Regions from separate parts of the Mus musculus genome. Here region 2 is linked to region 1. A link is a loop called in an ENCODE intact Hi-C map of the cell type or tissue named here. Cell type or tissue: gastrocnemius. All regions are shown on one strand. Links, peaks and the distances in the headings refer to the core of each region. The heading gives the core; the rest is flanking DNA.

Region 1 (8,333 bases), core at 201-8,200:
CTGTTGTGAGGTTTAAATGAGAGAAGACAAACATTAATTGGTAGTTTCATTTTCCAAGGCACATTTTACTGCTAAAACACAAAGTACAAAGCTTGGAGAAGTTACCTGTCTCAGCATGAAACATTCCTATACTTAAAAAAAAAAAAGATTTATTATATTATTATATGTAAGTACACTGTAGCTGTCTTCAGACACTCCAGAAGAGGGCGTCAGATCTCATTACGGATGGTTGTGAGCCACCATGTGGTTGTGGGATTTGAACTCAGGACCTTCGGACTCGGAAGAGCAGTCAGTACTCTTACCCGCTGAGCCATCTCTCCAGCCCCTTTGCTTTGTTTTTGTTGTTGTTATTTTGTGGGGTCTCTAGGGGGTCGGGTCATGACTGCATTACCCAGGCTGACCTCAGATTCTTGGTCCTCCTACCTTCGCCTCCCCAGTGCTGGGGTTACAGGTTACAGGTGCCAACACACCTGGAAGAAAGCATCATGCCCTTGAGAGAAAGAGGCAGTGGCAAAGATCAGCTCCTAAAGAAGCTACAAAGCAATTCAGACAGTCAGCTTTTCAGGAGTAAACTTAACCCTGACATGTAAATTACAAAGCAGGTCAGCTCCTGTACTAAAAAGCAAGTGTGGCCAAAGAGAAAAGTGGAAGCCTGAGAGAAGAAACAGTTTCCATGGAAGGAAGCATCCTAAGTGCCATTACTTTTTGCCCCTGGTAAATGAGGAGAGGAAAGGGGCTTAAATAGTCATGGGTTCTAATCACCGAGGTGACCTGCATTTGCAAATAAGCCACAAGAAATCCTTTACTTGAATCTAAGAATTCTGTAAAGGGCAACCGGAAGTGTAACGATTCAGGTGAAGCCTGTGGAGGTTTCAAAACAACAACGAAATAAAGTATTTAATCCAGAGCAAACTGTCAGGAGGCTCTTCTAAGACTGCCATGCCATGTTCATGGGGACTTGGCACAGGTACGCAATGGTGTTGAAATAGCCAATCCTAACACACACACACACACACACACACACACACACAGAGAGAGAGAGAGAGAGAGAGAGAGAGAGAGACAGAGAGAGAGACAGAGGCAAACAGGGGAGGGGAGGGGGAGAGAGGAAGGCAGGGAGGGAGGGGGACAGACTACTAACTAATTAAGGTCCTTGTAAGCGTACAATCAGGAGCTTCTACAGGCCACAGAGCTTTGTGCCAAGTGGCCTCCCTCGAAATGCTTAGACAGGGTCATTTTGCCTTGAGTCTTCCATGACTAATGAGTTCCTGTTTTCATCAGCTGAGGTCATTGTGTTGCCTTCACTCATGCCTGGCACGAACCATGCTTGTTGTTTGTTAAAATCATTCCACCCTGGGTGTGGTGGTGCATCTTGTAATCCCAGCACTCCGGAGGTGGAAGTAGGAAGATTGTGAGACTCACGGCCAGCCTGGGCTACATGAGCACTGTCTCAAAAAAACAAACCAAAAGGATCCGAGAGAGATGGCTCAGTGGTCAAGAGCATTTGCTGCTCTTCCAGAAGACCCCAGTTCAGTTCTGGTTTCTCATGTCAGGCAGCTCACAACTCCCTCTATCTCTGGCTCCGGGAATCTGACACCATCTTCTGCCTATGAGGACATCCATAAACGTGTGACATGCATACACACAGATAATAGATAAATAAAATTAAATTACAATTACAAAACTAAACAAGGAAAGGAGCCCTTTCCTGAGGAGGGAAAGTGAGAAGGCATGTCGGCCTTCAGAATAACTTGGGAATACGGCTGATCAATTTTCTAAAAACTAAAATACTTTTTATTGTTTTGTGTATGATGGAGAGCATGTGCCGTGGTGCATGTGTGGATATTATTTTGTGTATGATGGAGAGCATGTGCCGTGGTGCATGTGTGGATATTATTTTGTGTATGATGGAGAGCATGTGCCGTGGTGCATGTGTGGAGCCTAGAGGACAACTTGGAGGAGTTGGTTCTCGTCCTCCATCCTGTGGGTCCCAGGGATCAAACTTTGGTCATCAGATGTGGTGGCTTAGCCAACTAAACCATCTTACCAGCCCCTGACTAATTTTCAAAACTAGCTAAGGACTATAAGTATGGCGTAGGCTGTGGTGATATTCTGCATTCACCTTACAGTCATGTTTCACTAGACAGGGATGCCATTGTGGCAATCTGTTAATGCCATCCATTAAAAGCAGACATATTAATGTCACTGTGATGGGGGGGGGTGGGCTGGGTATCGAGATGGCTCAGTTGGTGGATTGCCTTTTGCACAAGCATACAGCATGAGGGCCTGAGATAGGATCCTAGGATTCATGTCCAAAGCTAGGTGTGTGTGGTCACATGCATCTCTAACGCAGCATGATTGGAACATGGGAGGCTGTGGGTCGGGTGTGGAGATAGGTGGATCCCCAGAACTCACTGGCCAGGTAGTCTACCCAAACTCTGAACTCTGGCTTCAGTGAGATACCCTGTCTTGAAAGATAAGGTGGTAAAGGAAGACACTTAGCATCTGCCTATGGCCTTGACATTAGTGAGCATACACATGCATGTGCACCAGCACATGCACACACAGACACAGACGCATACATACACACTGCACACATACATTACACACACAAACACACAAGTAGAATGCTTAGTAGGTCATTGAAGAGTCAGGATTTGCTTCTTGGTTTTTTTATAGGTTCAAGAACTCGTGTGTGTGTGTGTGTGTGTGTGTGTGTGTGTGTGTGTGTGTGTGTGTGTGGTTCCTGCAAACTCCATTACTCTGCATTACTCAGCAGAGTTATGATCTGAATGAGGCAAAAATGAAATTTGGTTCAACATGACTTGGTAGCCAGTGTTGGTTTAGACCTCTAGAGTCTGATAGTGGACAGTTTATTTTAGACACGTTTAAGTAAAGTACAGTTTTGGGGAAAATTTTTCCTGGTAATATTGATCTCAGTTCCATGTGTACAACAAAGCTTTAGGCATGACATCATCAAAACTCTTTTGCAAAGTGTGCGTGACCTCTTCCATAAAGATTGATTGGTTCTATAAGTTTAAGGGCTAGGGGAGGAGCAGGTGTGATCTCAGTCATATAATATGGTAGAGGTCACCCAGCTACAAAGTGCGTGTGACATCTCTCCTAAAGATGGCTTCAAGTGATTGAGAAACAGTGCTCAACATAAAGGAGGAAGAATCTGGGATAAGCATAATAGTCTGGGGGACCTGGGTGTGGCCTGGCCCTACACATAGCACCCACCCCAGCCTTCTGGGTGGGACACAGGTACCCATCCCTTCCATTGTGTGTTTAACATTTCTGGTTTCCCTGTCGCTTCTCTGTGGGCACTGAGATCCTCGTGCCCTTTACACATTTGTGCGAGCATGCACGTGCATGTACGGTTGTGCATGCCTATGTCAGAGAATAACTTCAGGTGTCACTCCTGGGATGTGCCAGTCTTCTCCCATCTCACCATTGCTGGGATGACCACAGCATGGGTCACTGTGCTCTGCTTTTCGTATGAGTTCTGGAGATCTGAACCCTGGTCCCCACAAGCGTGACGCTAACACTTTATCGACAGAGCTGTCTCTCCAGCCCCAGGGATCCATTTTTGTTAACTCAGAATCAATCATTTAGGAACTGATTCTCAGTGATCTTACTATCAATTTTTTTCCCCCAGAGAATAAATCTGGCAGACTGACCCTTGTTAGGCATGCAAGGTGCTCGCTCCTTGTGGAAAGGCATCCCCAGGAGGCTGAATTAAAGAAGACTAGATGCATATTGAATTAGATTTAAGGGAATTGTGTGTTTGTTCTTAGGGGATTTATCCAGCAGCAGCAGACCTTGAGGAATAACCTTCCTCCTACCCAGGGCATTTCCATCTGATAACTGATCTGGTTGATTTCCTTCCAAGCTTTTGGAGACGTCACAACGTCATGCTTCATTGAGGTCCCCTCCTGCTGAGCTTCACCGGGCTGTTCCTCTTCCATTTACTCTATCAGCAGTGTAGTATGGCTTCAAGAGAACTTGGCTTAAATTCCCAGCAGTGGCATTTGCGGCTCGAGAGCAAACAGCTTTAACCTGAAGATCCGCAGAGTTGGGAGTAGAATAATCAGGGCCTCCTCTCCTGTGAGAATGAGTGGAACACTGAAGGCCGAGTTCCTGGTGGTGTGCCTTGTAAGTGGCCGCCGCCCAACACCCAGTCCTGACGGCCGTTGATTACATTACAGGTGTACATTGACAGCCAAAGGTACATATCCGCCACATCAAAGAACGCCTTCAAAGACTTATTATGTCTTTAAAACATTGCTATTATCCCCGTGGCTAATTTTTAGATTGCATTTCAGAGACCCCTTTTACTGAGACCTCTTCTCTAACAGGGAGGGTGGATCTCATTTGAGGCTTGCAGCCATCCAGAAACGATATGAAACTTAGTAACGCCAGTTGGGTTTTCAAAGATCAGATGTTCCCAATCCAATTCTTCTGTGGAATAAAGTAGACTCTGTTAGAGATTGGCACACGCCCTACAATTAATTTCTTAATAAAGCATGTCCTGTAGGAGAGCTCTTAGAATTTCCCTCTGTTAGAGTCATAGCTAGCCTGTTGTACTATCTTACAAAGAGGAAACAGATTCATTCGACGGCTTGGATCTCCCAGTGCTGAAATGCTTCTCAGAAGTTCCATTAAACCTTTATTGCTTTATCTATTTTGGAAGATTTGGAGTATTCAGAGCCTTTCATTATGGCAATTAATGCCTCTGATGTAAGATTGGATTTGATTACAAGAACTCTGAACAAATATATTGCTTTTTTTTTTAATTTCTGAAAAATGGTTACCAAAGGAAAGAATTTGACTTCTGTCCAGAAGGAATATCTGATTTGTTTGGACTTCAGATAAGCTCAGGCCATACATGTTTAGCCAAGAGTGCAAGTTATGGGCTGATCTTCAAGCCCTGCCTGTATGAGGCTCAGCCTTCAGAAGCTACGACCGCAGCAAGAATCCCACATGGGGAGTAACAGTGCACTAGGCAAGCAGTAGAGTACTTGCCTAGTGAGTGCAAGCTCTCAGGTTTTATCTCCAGAACTGGGGTAGGGGGTGGGGGAGGTGGGGGGTGTGTGAGAAAAACACACGAGCAGTAAATAGGTTTCTGGACAAATTAAATGCTCAGGCCAAAGCAAGCAAACAAAAGAGACGCTTATCAAGAAGCCAGGGAGCATAAGAGCCAAGCATGTCCAGGACTTTGGTGGACTATACTATAGCATTGTATTCAGGCAAAGGGGCAGAGCAAGTGAGGAAAACCAGAGCTGAAAACAAAACAAAACAAAACACCCACCCTCCAGAAAAAAGCAAACAAAAAACCCCCAGAGCGGTCGGTTGTTCGGTCGGTCAGGGGAGCAGAGGTAGCCTTCTTTCTAAGCTCTGCTCTTGAGATGTTTGCTTCATGGAGCTTCAGCTCTGTGGAGTGCTCTTCACTCCTCCCAGGGATGGTGTAGGGAGCGCACAGATGGATATCCATCCCTGACATAAAACATCACTGACACTTGCCCTCTTGTCTTCTTCTTCTTCTCATCATTTTTATATGATGTCTATGCATGTGTGTGACTGTTACATGCTATGGCTCGTGTGTGGAGGTCAAAGGACAACTTTGTGTATCAGTCCTGACTTCCCATCTTGTTTGAGTCAGGCTCTCTTGTTTGCTTCTTGTGTTCCAGGCTAGCTGGCCCCAGAGTCTCCAGGCACTCCTCCACCTCTGTCTCCTATCTCCCCTTAGAAACACTGGGATTACAGCCATGCATTACTGTGGTCTGGCTTTACATGACGTCTGGCGATTCAAGCTCAGGTCCTCATGCTTGCCCAGCGAGTGATTTTTCCCACTGAGCCCTGCCCCCAAACCCCAGCCCAGAAACCTTTCTTGGTTCTCTTGCTGTTTCTGTAATGCCACAGACGACAGCAGATGAGCCAGTCTCTCTCATTTCTCCCCTATTGCATTGCCTTTGCCCGACATAAGCTCAGCAGTTCACTTCCCCTTCGTCTGGGCTAAGGGTGTTTTGGGGCAGCGCAAGTGTCTGCCAGGCACAGGTGGGAACTAGACTTGGGAGAGCCAGGAGTGGGAGGGAGGGGATAGAACAAAGTGTGGTTATTGGAGCTTGCTACCCTTATCAAGGCTGTGGATACCAAATGTGTTTGCTTGGTTGGCAAATAATTATTGAATGGCTATTAAGTGGCAAAGATGATTTATGTCCGCACAAATCAATAAATACCAACAGGTGGTAAGTAGACTTTGCTAATAGGGAATAGTGACAGGGGAATATTGGTTGTCATGGTGGGGAGAGTGGGAAGCTATTGGAATGTGGTAGTTGAAGATGGTCTCGCTGGGTGAGACTTAAAGGATGAGAAGGACTCCAGGGATGGAGATAATGAGATTGGGAAAGTCTTCAGGCAAAAGAAAGCTTAGAGATCAAGGGAAGCCAGGAAGCCGGAGGGCCAGTGTGAGGAAAAGTGATAAGGCTCTGAGAGATGGGACTGGACTTTATTCCAAGCACCACAGAAAACCACACGAGAGGGGTTTTGTTGTTGTTTTTTGGGGGGTGGGGGTGGTGTTTTTGGTTTTTAAAGTATTACATTTGTTTGTTTATTTATTTATTTATTTATTTATTTATTTATTTATTTTGTGTGTGTGTGTGTGTGTGTGTGTGTGTGTGTGTGTGTTACAGATATATTTGTGTTACCACATCTAGGTGTAGAAATCAGAGGACAACTTTCAGGAGTTGGTTTTCTCGCTACCGTGTGGGATCCAGAGGTCAAGCTGAGGTCATCAGGCCTGCGACAGGCTTTACCTGCTGTTCTTTCCATGGTACCAAGACAGAACGGCGGCCTGTCACACACCAGGAAAGCAGTTAGTCACCGAGCTGCATCCCTAGCTCTTCACACCTGCTCCATGCCACAGCACCTGCATGCATGCATGCATGTATGCATGCATGCTTACCTGCGGGCATTTCTGACGTCTCATGTGGGCCGTTTTATTTACATCTACCAGGAAGTTCATCACCAGAAATAATAGTTATGACCTCATGATTCCTAGTCTGGTCTTTAAGAAAACTTCAGGTTGTCATTCAAACAAAGTGTGTTATCAATCGACAGGAGAAGAGATGTGGAAGGATCAGGCACTTCTAGTTCTAGGATGGATACACAGTCCTATGTCCTGCCCTGATCTACTACATATATCCTGTTTGTTAACTTATAGCCTCTCCTTACAGCCTTTCCTTGTCACATGTGTGTGCGTGTATGTGTGCATCTCTATGTGTGTGATCTCTGTAACTCTGTGAGTGTGTATCTCTTTCTCTCTCTCCATATGTGTGTGAATCTCTCTGTGTGTATCTGTGTATGTGTGTGTATCTCTATGTGTGTGTATTTTTTCCTCTCTTCATGTATGCGTGTATCTGTGTGTGTGTATGTGTGTATACCTCTCTATGTATCTGTGTGTGTATCTCTATGTGTGTGATTTCTGTAACTCTATGTGTGTATCTCTTTCTCTCTGTCCCCGTGTGTGTGTGTGCGCGTGTGTCACCTGTGTGTATACACCAAATGTCACTGGGTATCTTCTCAGTTACTTGCTATCATACGTGCTCTTAAGAAATATTTTTTTGAGACAGAGTCTCATGTATCCCCGTCTGGCCTCAACCTTGCTTGCTGCCAGCATTTCCCAAATACTGGGGTGACAGACATTCACTACCAGACCCAGATATGCGGGTGATGGAACCCAGGCTTTCTGCACGCTAGGCAAGTACTTCACCTTTGAGTGTCATCTCTATTCCTCCACTTTGTTTTTTAGGACTGGGCTCTCACTGAACCCAGAATTTACTGATTCAGCCAGATTAGCCCTGGAGCCCCAGGGATTTTATCTCTCTCTGTCACTCCCTCAGTGCTGGGATTACATACACACAATGCCTGCCTAGATTATTTTTTTAAACATGGGTGCTGGGGATTGAAGCTCAGGTCCTCATGCTTGCATAACAAGCATGTTATCTGCTAAGCCCTCCAAGTCTGTTCCTAGGATGCACTGACTCTCACTCTCTTGGCTTCCTAGTTCCTCTCTTTCCTGGTCTTTGGCTTGCCTTCCTCTTTACCCTCTCTCCCTCCCGTCCTCAGCCCCGTTTCCCCTTTCTTTTCTGCCTTTCTCATCACAAGTCAGCATTACTTGCCAAACCACAGATCTTAGATTTCTCTTTCCCAAACAAATTTCTTGGCTGGTTTTGTAGATTTTAGTAATTGGGTTTTGCCTTCTACCGACTCCCTTCTCTGTTCCCTTCACCTCCTCGAAACTCTCTTCTTCATTCTATACCCCCTCCCTGGTC
Region 2 (8,333 bases), core at 32-8,031, 88 kb before region 1:
ATGGCTGCCTATACGGGCTCCAGCCTATGGGCGGTGATGGTGTTGGGAAATGTCCGCAGTCCACTTGAGGAAGAGGAGGAAGAGGAGGAAAACAGAGAAGGGAGGAAGAGAAGGATAAAGAACAAAGCAAAGAGAAAGAGGGGTTCAGGGCTGGGGTGCAGGTGACAGAGATTGCGTCCAGCACCACCAGAGGCTTGACCACTGCCATACTGGCTCCTCCTCCTGCCGTACCCCAGCATGAGCAGATATCAGGAGCAAAGCCTTGTGGGGCATCCTGGGAGTCCCAACACTGGCAGTGTAGTCAGCTGCTGGCATGATTGGGCTCCTGCCCTTTCCTCACAGAGTTCTTGCCTCTTGTGACCATAGGTGGCCATTTGATGAAGTAAGAAGTCCCCAAGGGCCGAGATGCTGAGACTTCACTTGCTTAAGTCCAACTATCCCCTTTATCCTGTGTGATTCTTTCTGGCTCCACTCTCTTGTTAAAGGAAAGCCATTCCAGTGCATACATGGTCACTTGTCATACAGGGGCCACCATCAACGCCTTTACTTCTCAGCCTGCCGTCAGGCTTCAGGGATGGACACACACATAGGGACACACAGACACACAGGGACACACAGACACACGCACACTATACCCTACTGTCCCAAAACACATCAGCAGAGCTGATATCTCAGAGTGTGACCCCTCACAAGCTCTCCAGTGTGTAATGCCCTGCTTCTGCACAGCTGCACAGCTTCTGTGTGCTTGAGTACCCACACTTTCACAGAGCATACACTTAACAACAGCGTTCTTGCACACCTCTATTGGTGGGGGGGGCGGTTGCCCTAGAGACTCCTTCACTGGCATGACCACTGACGACCACTTGCTAGCTATTTGCATTTGACACTTAGGAGTCATGTGATTATAACTGCCTTCAGTCAGAGGTCACTGCACATACACTTAGTGGCTACTAAATCTTAGACCTAACAGAGTGACAGTCCCAGTCCTCATCAAGTGACCATAAGGACTTCAAGAGATGCATGTCTAGGAAACAGCATCACGTGGTGTCCTTGGCTGCGCAGCATGCTCCTCCCGGAGCCAGGACTTACCCTCTCTCTGGAAGCCCGCCTGTAGTTGAGTGCCATGAGCTCCGCGAACCTCTGCTCATATAGGTGCAGCAGCAGCACCAGGTACAAGCCTGAGTTCATCAGCTCACTCTGTGCCTGCACGTGGAAAAGAAAGTCCAGAAGTCATCTCCAGACTAGTCATGCACTCAGCCACGGGGGTGGAAGGTAATAAGTGTGGAGGAAGCAAGAAGGGGGGTGGGGGGGAGAGCTCAAGTCCAAAGGAAGGTCTGCCTCCGGGAACCATGGGACCGAACTGGAGGAGGCTCAGGGTGGTAGAGCACAGCCCCTCCTGCAGTTCTCTGCCACCCAGGGGAGGAGGCTCCAAAAGTTCCATTTGCCAGGCTGATTCCCATCCCACAGACCTTTGAGAGAAGTCACTGAACCCTGTGCTATGGGTTGCACAGGGCAGGAATCCTCAGGGTTTGCTGCTGGGACCTGATTTCCCCGGTCACAGAATGGGCCCTGGTCACAAACAGCTACAGCAGAGGTCAATCTGAGAGGTTGGTTGAGTGCAACCTTGGTGGGAGATGTTTTTGATGGCAGGTGGCAGGAGTATGTTAATGACAGAAGGGTGTGTGTAAGCATGTGCGTGTATGAGTGTGTGTGTTTCTGTGTGTGTGTGTTTGAGAGAGAGAGAGAGAGAGAGAGAGAGAGAGAGAGAGAGAGAGAGAGAGAGAGATGCAAAATTCTCTCCTGGCTGATGTGGCTAGCATATGCTGACAGGCGTTCGTTCTGCATTTTTTAAAAAAGGTTTCTTCCTTGAGTATTTTATACATGCATACAATATATTTTGCTCATATCCACCCCCAGTCTCCTACTAATCCTCTCAGACCTTTCCCCACACCCGCTTCCCAACTTTATGTTCCTTCCTTATTTCTTATCTTTTATAACCCAGAGCCCAATTAGCTCTGCTTGGATGTGCACAGATGTGCGCTGGAGCACAGGCACAGGACTCCTCCCAAGGACCACACTCCTGGATCAGCGATCATCTTCCAATAAGTCCTGCTAGGCCTGGGGCCCGATGAGTCCTTCCCCGAGCCTTACCAGTATTTGGGATTTTCACAAACCTTATATGCGCAGGCTGGGAAGATGGTGAGGTAGGGAGTCAGATTAGGCAGAAAGAGTCTGGATATTATATTATCTCCTCTCTCTCCTGTCTTTCTCTCTGTGTGTCTCTGTCTCTCTGTCTCTGTGTGCAGTGTGTGGGGGTGTGTGCCTGTGTGTGTGTAACTGCTGGTGTCTTGGTCAGGAAAGCTCTTAGAAGACACACTTTACAACCCTGCCACATTGGGTGTGCTTCATTTTCCCAGACCTTCCTTTGCCGAGAGAACAGGCTCCGGACCTTAGTTTGGTATAGTTCTTCATGGACTTATTGACGACCTCACCTCACCTAACGGCCCCTCCTGGCTGCCTGTCTAGTCCTGTTTGCCTTCCTAGAGAGGGTACCTCACTAGGGTCTCAGCTGGCTCTGGGAACCCCAGGGCCTTTGCTCGGCCTTTCTTTGGTCTGTTGTTTTCATGCATATATTCTGTATATTGCTTGTCTCTCGGCCTGGCATTGTCTATAACTTTGTTAGAGTTCTCAGCGGCGTCACTTCCTGTGGGAGCCTTCCTGTGAGAGCTTCATTTGTCCTAGGCATTTACTCTCTGGCTCTTAAATACTTGTTATGTACTCTGTATCTTGTACTTGCAAATGTTTCTGCCATTTGTTGGCAAGCCAGTTGTGTTTTCTTCTTCCTGGCGCTTGAAGCAGAAGCTGTGATTCGAGGGCTGGACATCCAGCCTGTGGCTCTGTAGTTCCTCGGTTGTGCTCCAGGGCCCTTCCCAACTCACCCCTCCCAGGAGCACTAGTTAGGACTCCCGTCTGCAAGGGGAGGAGGGGGGTGGGACACTCTATGATCCCCATCCGTTCTCCCACCAAATCCCATGGGTGGTGGTGGTCCAGGATAGGTTTGCCTGTGCTGGGGAGCCGCTCAGACACAGGGGACAAAAATCCTCTGCTGGGGTCACGACCTTTTACACGTCCTTGGGAAGGGTCAGAACCATTGATAGCGCCCAAGTTAGCAAAGCATAGACTCCACAGGGCGGCCTCTTCAGGCAGCTCATCTTCTTCCTGAAGCTGCAGAGCTGCTTTGCTGGCTGTCCCCCCCGGTTCCAGGTTGATCAAGGGCAGCTCAGGAAGCTGGAGCAGAATCCAAGTCTCCTAGGACCAAGTGGCTGCCAGGAAAGACTCAGAAGCAGAGCAAGGATCGATGTGCCCTTCCTTGTGTGTTTGGCTATCTCCGGTTCTTGGTGTGACAAGTGGCCTCAAGGTCACTGTGCAAGGCCTCTGTACTGTCTGTCTTTCCGGACTGAAACTCACTGTCTAGTAGACTTAGACTTCTATTTTCAGCTTTTGATTGTGTGTGTGTGTGTGTGTGTGTGTGTGTGTGTGTGCAAACGTGTCCATGAGTGTGTGCATCTGTGTGTACATGCACAAAAGAACGTGTGCTCTTCTGACTTCTACCCCAAACAGGCATCTTGCTTTTTTATTAGCATTTTCCCTTTTATCCCTATCCACCTTCCAAAACCACCTCCTCCAGGAAGCCTTTCTAATGTGCCAGATCTTACCCCTCTCTCTGCTAGAGAGAGAGGGGTTAGGTGTAGGGCTTTTGGAGCAGCCTCTGTGACAGGAGATGGCAAAGCAACCAGCTACAAAATGGCTTGGACTGGTTGGGTTTGTCAAAGACTTCAGGAAAGTCATTTACTTTTTATAGCTCAATGAGGCCTGGAGGCATGTAGATGGGAAAACACCCGCTAATGTTTTCTGCAGATAATTTGAAAAGTCACTTCTAGTAGATTGGCCTCTTCTCTGTTCTGTGGGAGGGAACCTGTCACTCAAGCCATAAATATCCTCTGCATAACGCACTGCTGACTCGGGCTCTGCTGGTCAGAGAGAGGCATGTTAGCATGCGTCCACTGCAGCAGATCGATCCCAGGGTTCCTGGGAAGTGCGTTTTGGAGAATTATTCACTGGTGCCACCCCTGATGCGATCTGGGTCACTCTGCCTCTCATGTGGAGTTCCTTTTGTCACCGGCCTGCAGAACGGGGTGGGGCCGCTAGGGCAAGATGGCATGGGCACTGTGGACAGGACCTCTGAGAGCCTCTCTGTCTAGTATCCATTACCTTTCCCCCCAGCTCCTGTCTCTTGGTTTCTTTAAAACTAATTACTGTACATGTGTGTATACAGGTGTATGTGTGTGTGTGTACATACACATGTGTGCATGTCATGGAAGGCAAGTAGAGGTCAGAGGAAAACTCTGTGGAGTCAGTTTCCTCCTTCCTGGGGTGGAACTGAGGCAGCCGGGCTGGAGACACAATCACCTTTATTAGAAGAGCCATGCAGCCTGCCTGTCCTTTAACAGTCATTGTGGTCAAGAGATGTGGCTCAGATGGAACGTGTCAGCATCCAGATCACACAGGGCCGAAGCTGACAGCCTGGCTGCGTGTTTTATGAAGCCTTAAGTGTGTTCCAGAGAAGCCCCAGGATCTAAAGGTGATTAGAGGCTTGCATATGTCTAAGGACATCTGCCCTTGGCTGAGATGAGGCAAAGTCAGGCCTGCGCTTCAGAGAAGTGACGAAGTGACGGCCAGAGGCCACCAAGACCCTCAAGTGCCAGAGCAAACGTGGCAGGGGTGCATCTCTGGGAGACAATGGGTGTGGTTCCTAAAGTGTTCTCGGGTGAGAGGGTGGACCAGGGCCGTCGACACCGGGACTTTTAGGAAAACCATTTTAACTGTGCAGTGTGAGGGTGACTTCAATTCATAAAAGGGGACAGGTCACCCCTGTTCTGCCTGTTTCCTGCAGGCGTTATGTAAATTGGGCTAACACAGGTGGCCTTGATATTTTGCAAAACAAATATATCCTGCAGGAGGCCAGGACTAAAAGTGGGGTTTTGGGAACACTGTGCCTGAGGTCTGTGGACAACCCTTTTGCACCTGGACTCCTGGGGTCTGGCCCAGTGCCTGGGGCACAGTGTGTACTCAGTAAACATATGCACAGGTGAACCAAGTATAAAACCTTGGCTTTTCCACAGCCCTTTCTCTGACACTGCACACACACACATACACACACACACACACACACACACCCATGCAATTCTGCTCACTTGTATTCTTCATTAGAAGGCAGTCTTGTTGGCCCTGGGTACTCTAGTTTATCACAGCACTATGTGGGACACACAGCAGGTGTTGGCATCAGGACCTCCCAAACCTATGACATCTCATAGGTGACAGCTTGACCTGTAGACCTGTTGCCAAGGCAACAGGCACATATTCCTAGAATCCACTTGGCTCACCTCCCACCTTTACCTGCGTTACATCATTTTCCATGCCTGCACTTTGTCTCTCCCTCCCAATAAAAGCTCTTCCACATGGAACTGTCTTGGCCTAGTGTGCTGTTGAGACATGACCTGCCATTCTAACACATCAGTGGGTGCTCAATAAAAGCTTTGAAAGCTAACCTTTTATAGTATGGATATTTTCCCACAATTGAAAACAAATGATACCCTGTCTCCATCCCAGGCCAGTGGAGCTTCTGGAGTTACACCTGGGCATCAGCATTTGGACAGGGAGAGAGATTTGCTACTAAAAGGTTACAGACTGTCATCTAGGGTGTTAAGCCATGGAGGATTTTTGCGTGGTTTTGTTGTTGCTGTTGTTTATGTGAGACAGAGGCTGTGAAGCTCATGCTGGTCTCAAATCTACTATGTAGCTGTCAAAATGTTTGAAGAAAAAAACCTGGATACAGGCTAATGACATATGAGTCAAATTAAGTCCCCGCTAAGGGAGACTTTTGGTTTAACAATGATATTGTAGTTTCAAAATTATGTGCTTCACAATCATGGTTATTAATTTTGGGTGTATGCATATATATATATATAGAGAGAGAGACATATATGTGTGTGTGTGTTTAATAGACTATTTATTTCATTTATATGAGTACACTGTAGCTGTCATCAGACACACCAGAAGAGGGCATAAGATCCCGTTACAGATGGTTGTGAGCCACCATGTGGCTGCTGGGAATTGAACTCAGGACCTCTGGAAGAGCAGTTAGTGCTCTTAAATGCTGAGCCATCTCCCAGCCCTGGTGGGAGGGATATTTTAAGGAAAGGTAGCTTTAAGTTATAATGGTAATGCTGGGCGAAATTTATGTGGCAAATATTTATTAACTGCTTATTTTATAATAAATATTACTGCCTCTAGATCAGAACTATGTATTACGATACAAATTGAGGCACAAATGCAAACCGCATATGCAATTTGAAAAATTACAGCAGCCACGCGAGAGTTTTAAAAACCAGTGAGATTAATATGAACAAGGTATTTTATTAACCCAGTATATCTAAAACATCACTTCAATGTATAATTATAGCTATATGTTGCTTAGGCCCAGAGACACATTCTGGGAAATGTGTTGCTAGGTGATTTAATTGTGTGACCGACCATCAGAGTGTTCTTAAACAAGCCTAGATGGTTAGCCTGCTATACTTGGAGGCCTGGCGGTATGAAGCGTTCACACACACACGTGCAAGTCACACACACGTGCAAGTCACACACACGTGCAAGTCACACACACGTGCAAGTCCAGTGTTTGTGAAGAAGGTGTTAAGCTGCCTAGAGGGTTATACTTCAAAATTATCAATGCGACATTTATTTATTTGTTTTATTTATTTACTCCCTCACTCATTGGAGTGTGTATGGGAGTGTGTGCCACAGGGCACAGGAGGAAGGCAGAGACAGCCTTTGGAAGTCAGTTCTCTCCTTCCACCAAGTGGGCCCCGGGGTTGAACTCAGGTTGTCAGCCTTGTGCTGCAAGCACCTTTACTTAGTGAGACATCTCACTGGCCCCAGAGTATGAATTTTATTGTATTTTTTTTTTGGAATTCATTCTTTCACAAACTCTCCATTTTGCTTCCAATTTTGAGGAAAACACCCCTGGGTACAGGTTCCTAGCCTGGCAGGCTTTTTCATTCCATTCTTACATGGTTCTTTGAGACATAAGTCTTATCTTTGCATTTAAAGAATTTTATATTGATTAGTGTGTGTGTGTGTGTGTGTGTGTGTGAGTGAGTGAGTGTTTTGCCTGTGCGTGTGTATGTGCATTACATACATGAAGTGCCCATGGTGGTCTGAAGAGTGAATATGATCTCCTGGAGCTGGACAGTTAGGAGCCACCACGTGGTTACTGGGAACCGGACCCGGGTCCTCTGAAAGAGCAGAGTTAGCTCAAGGCTCTTCTGTGAAACCAAGCACCCCTTGCTGTGATGTCCATGTCAGAGGCGTGGTCCCCTGTTAGGAGCGGTGAAGCCTTTAGGGAGGAGACCCGGGGAGGTCCTTAGCTATCTGTGCTCTGGAAGGAGAACCCTGAGTACCTTCTCCCTCTGCTTCTTAGCTGCGAAGGTGAGCAGTCTGCTCCATGACACTTCTGCGCAGAGTGCCGCTCTCACCAGAGGCCCAGAGTAATGGGGCTGGACCTTAGACCTTAGGCTCCAGAGCCAGGAGCCAAAACAGAGCTTTGGGTAACATTCCGGCTGTGAAGGACGGAGTGGAAGCCTTATCTGGGGAGTGAAGTGGAAATTTAAAGAGTTCTTTGCAAAGTCGGTTGGATGGTGTTTTGCTGGAGCAAACACGTGAAGGAACATTTCATTAAAGTGGACACAGGTGTGAAAGGCTAAGGCCGACTCATGAAGAGACGTTTCAATGAAGCAGACAAGGGAGAGAGGATGTTCTGCTAAGGCAAGCATGTGAAAGGACCCATAATGAAGGATTCTTTGCTAACAACACGCATGTATTGGTCCACCTTACACTGCATAGTCGAGCTGCATTTGTGGGGACTCCACAGAGAGAAACGCACCAAAAAAACCCTGATGATATGCTACAGTTTCTAGCCACTTCCGAGGATTCAGGTTGATGGGATGCACATGCAGAGGCAAGGCACGTGGAGGACACATGATGTTTGGAGGGGGTATAAATAGGACTCCGCAGAGTGATAAAGATGGGTTGGTTTGCTGGCACAGCTAGCTGTCCAATGCTTGTGGGTCTTGAGTCTTTGCTGATCTTCGCTTCCCTGAGAGAGGCACAGCTGAGAACTTCTGTTGTCTCTCCGGGTCCCACCTGCTGACTCAAGCAGAGGCTGGGACCTGGCTGTCTCTGCTAGGTCACCTCTGTTGCTAACCTGACTC

Evidence for each region. Peaks named below come from ENCODE experiments on the same cell type or tissue, not always from the same donor. Only the 100,000 strongest peaks of a DNase experiment are listed, where the experiment ranks them.
Region 2: a loop joins it to region 1, with 2.2 times the contacts of the local background. A loop is called at or near these places in 6 of 42 quality-filtered maps.

Annotation. Positions count from the first base shown.
Region 1 is chr11:105,458,838-105,467,170 of GRCm38, forward strand. All of the region lies in intron 1 of Gm39417 (a long non-coding RNA gene), which reads left to right. Among named protein-coding and RNA genes, the nearest start is that of Marchf10, 6.3 kb to the left of the region's middle. In gastrocnemius, for the core only: no CTCF peak of the experiment used is centred there; no DNase peak of the experiment used is centred there; H3K27ac peaks cover 450 bases.
Region 2 is chr11:105,370,773-105,379,105 of GRCm38, forward strand. Marchf10 (membrane associated ring-CH-type finger 10) reads right to left here. Exons shown (of 12, transcript NM_172568.2): 10 at 1,090-1,203. Among named protein-coding and RNA genes, the nearest start is that of Gm39417, 75 kb to the right of the region's middle. In gastrocnemius, for the core only: no CTCF peak of the experiment used is centred there; DNase peaks (open chromatin) are centred at 4,700, 5,156 and 5,323.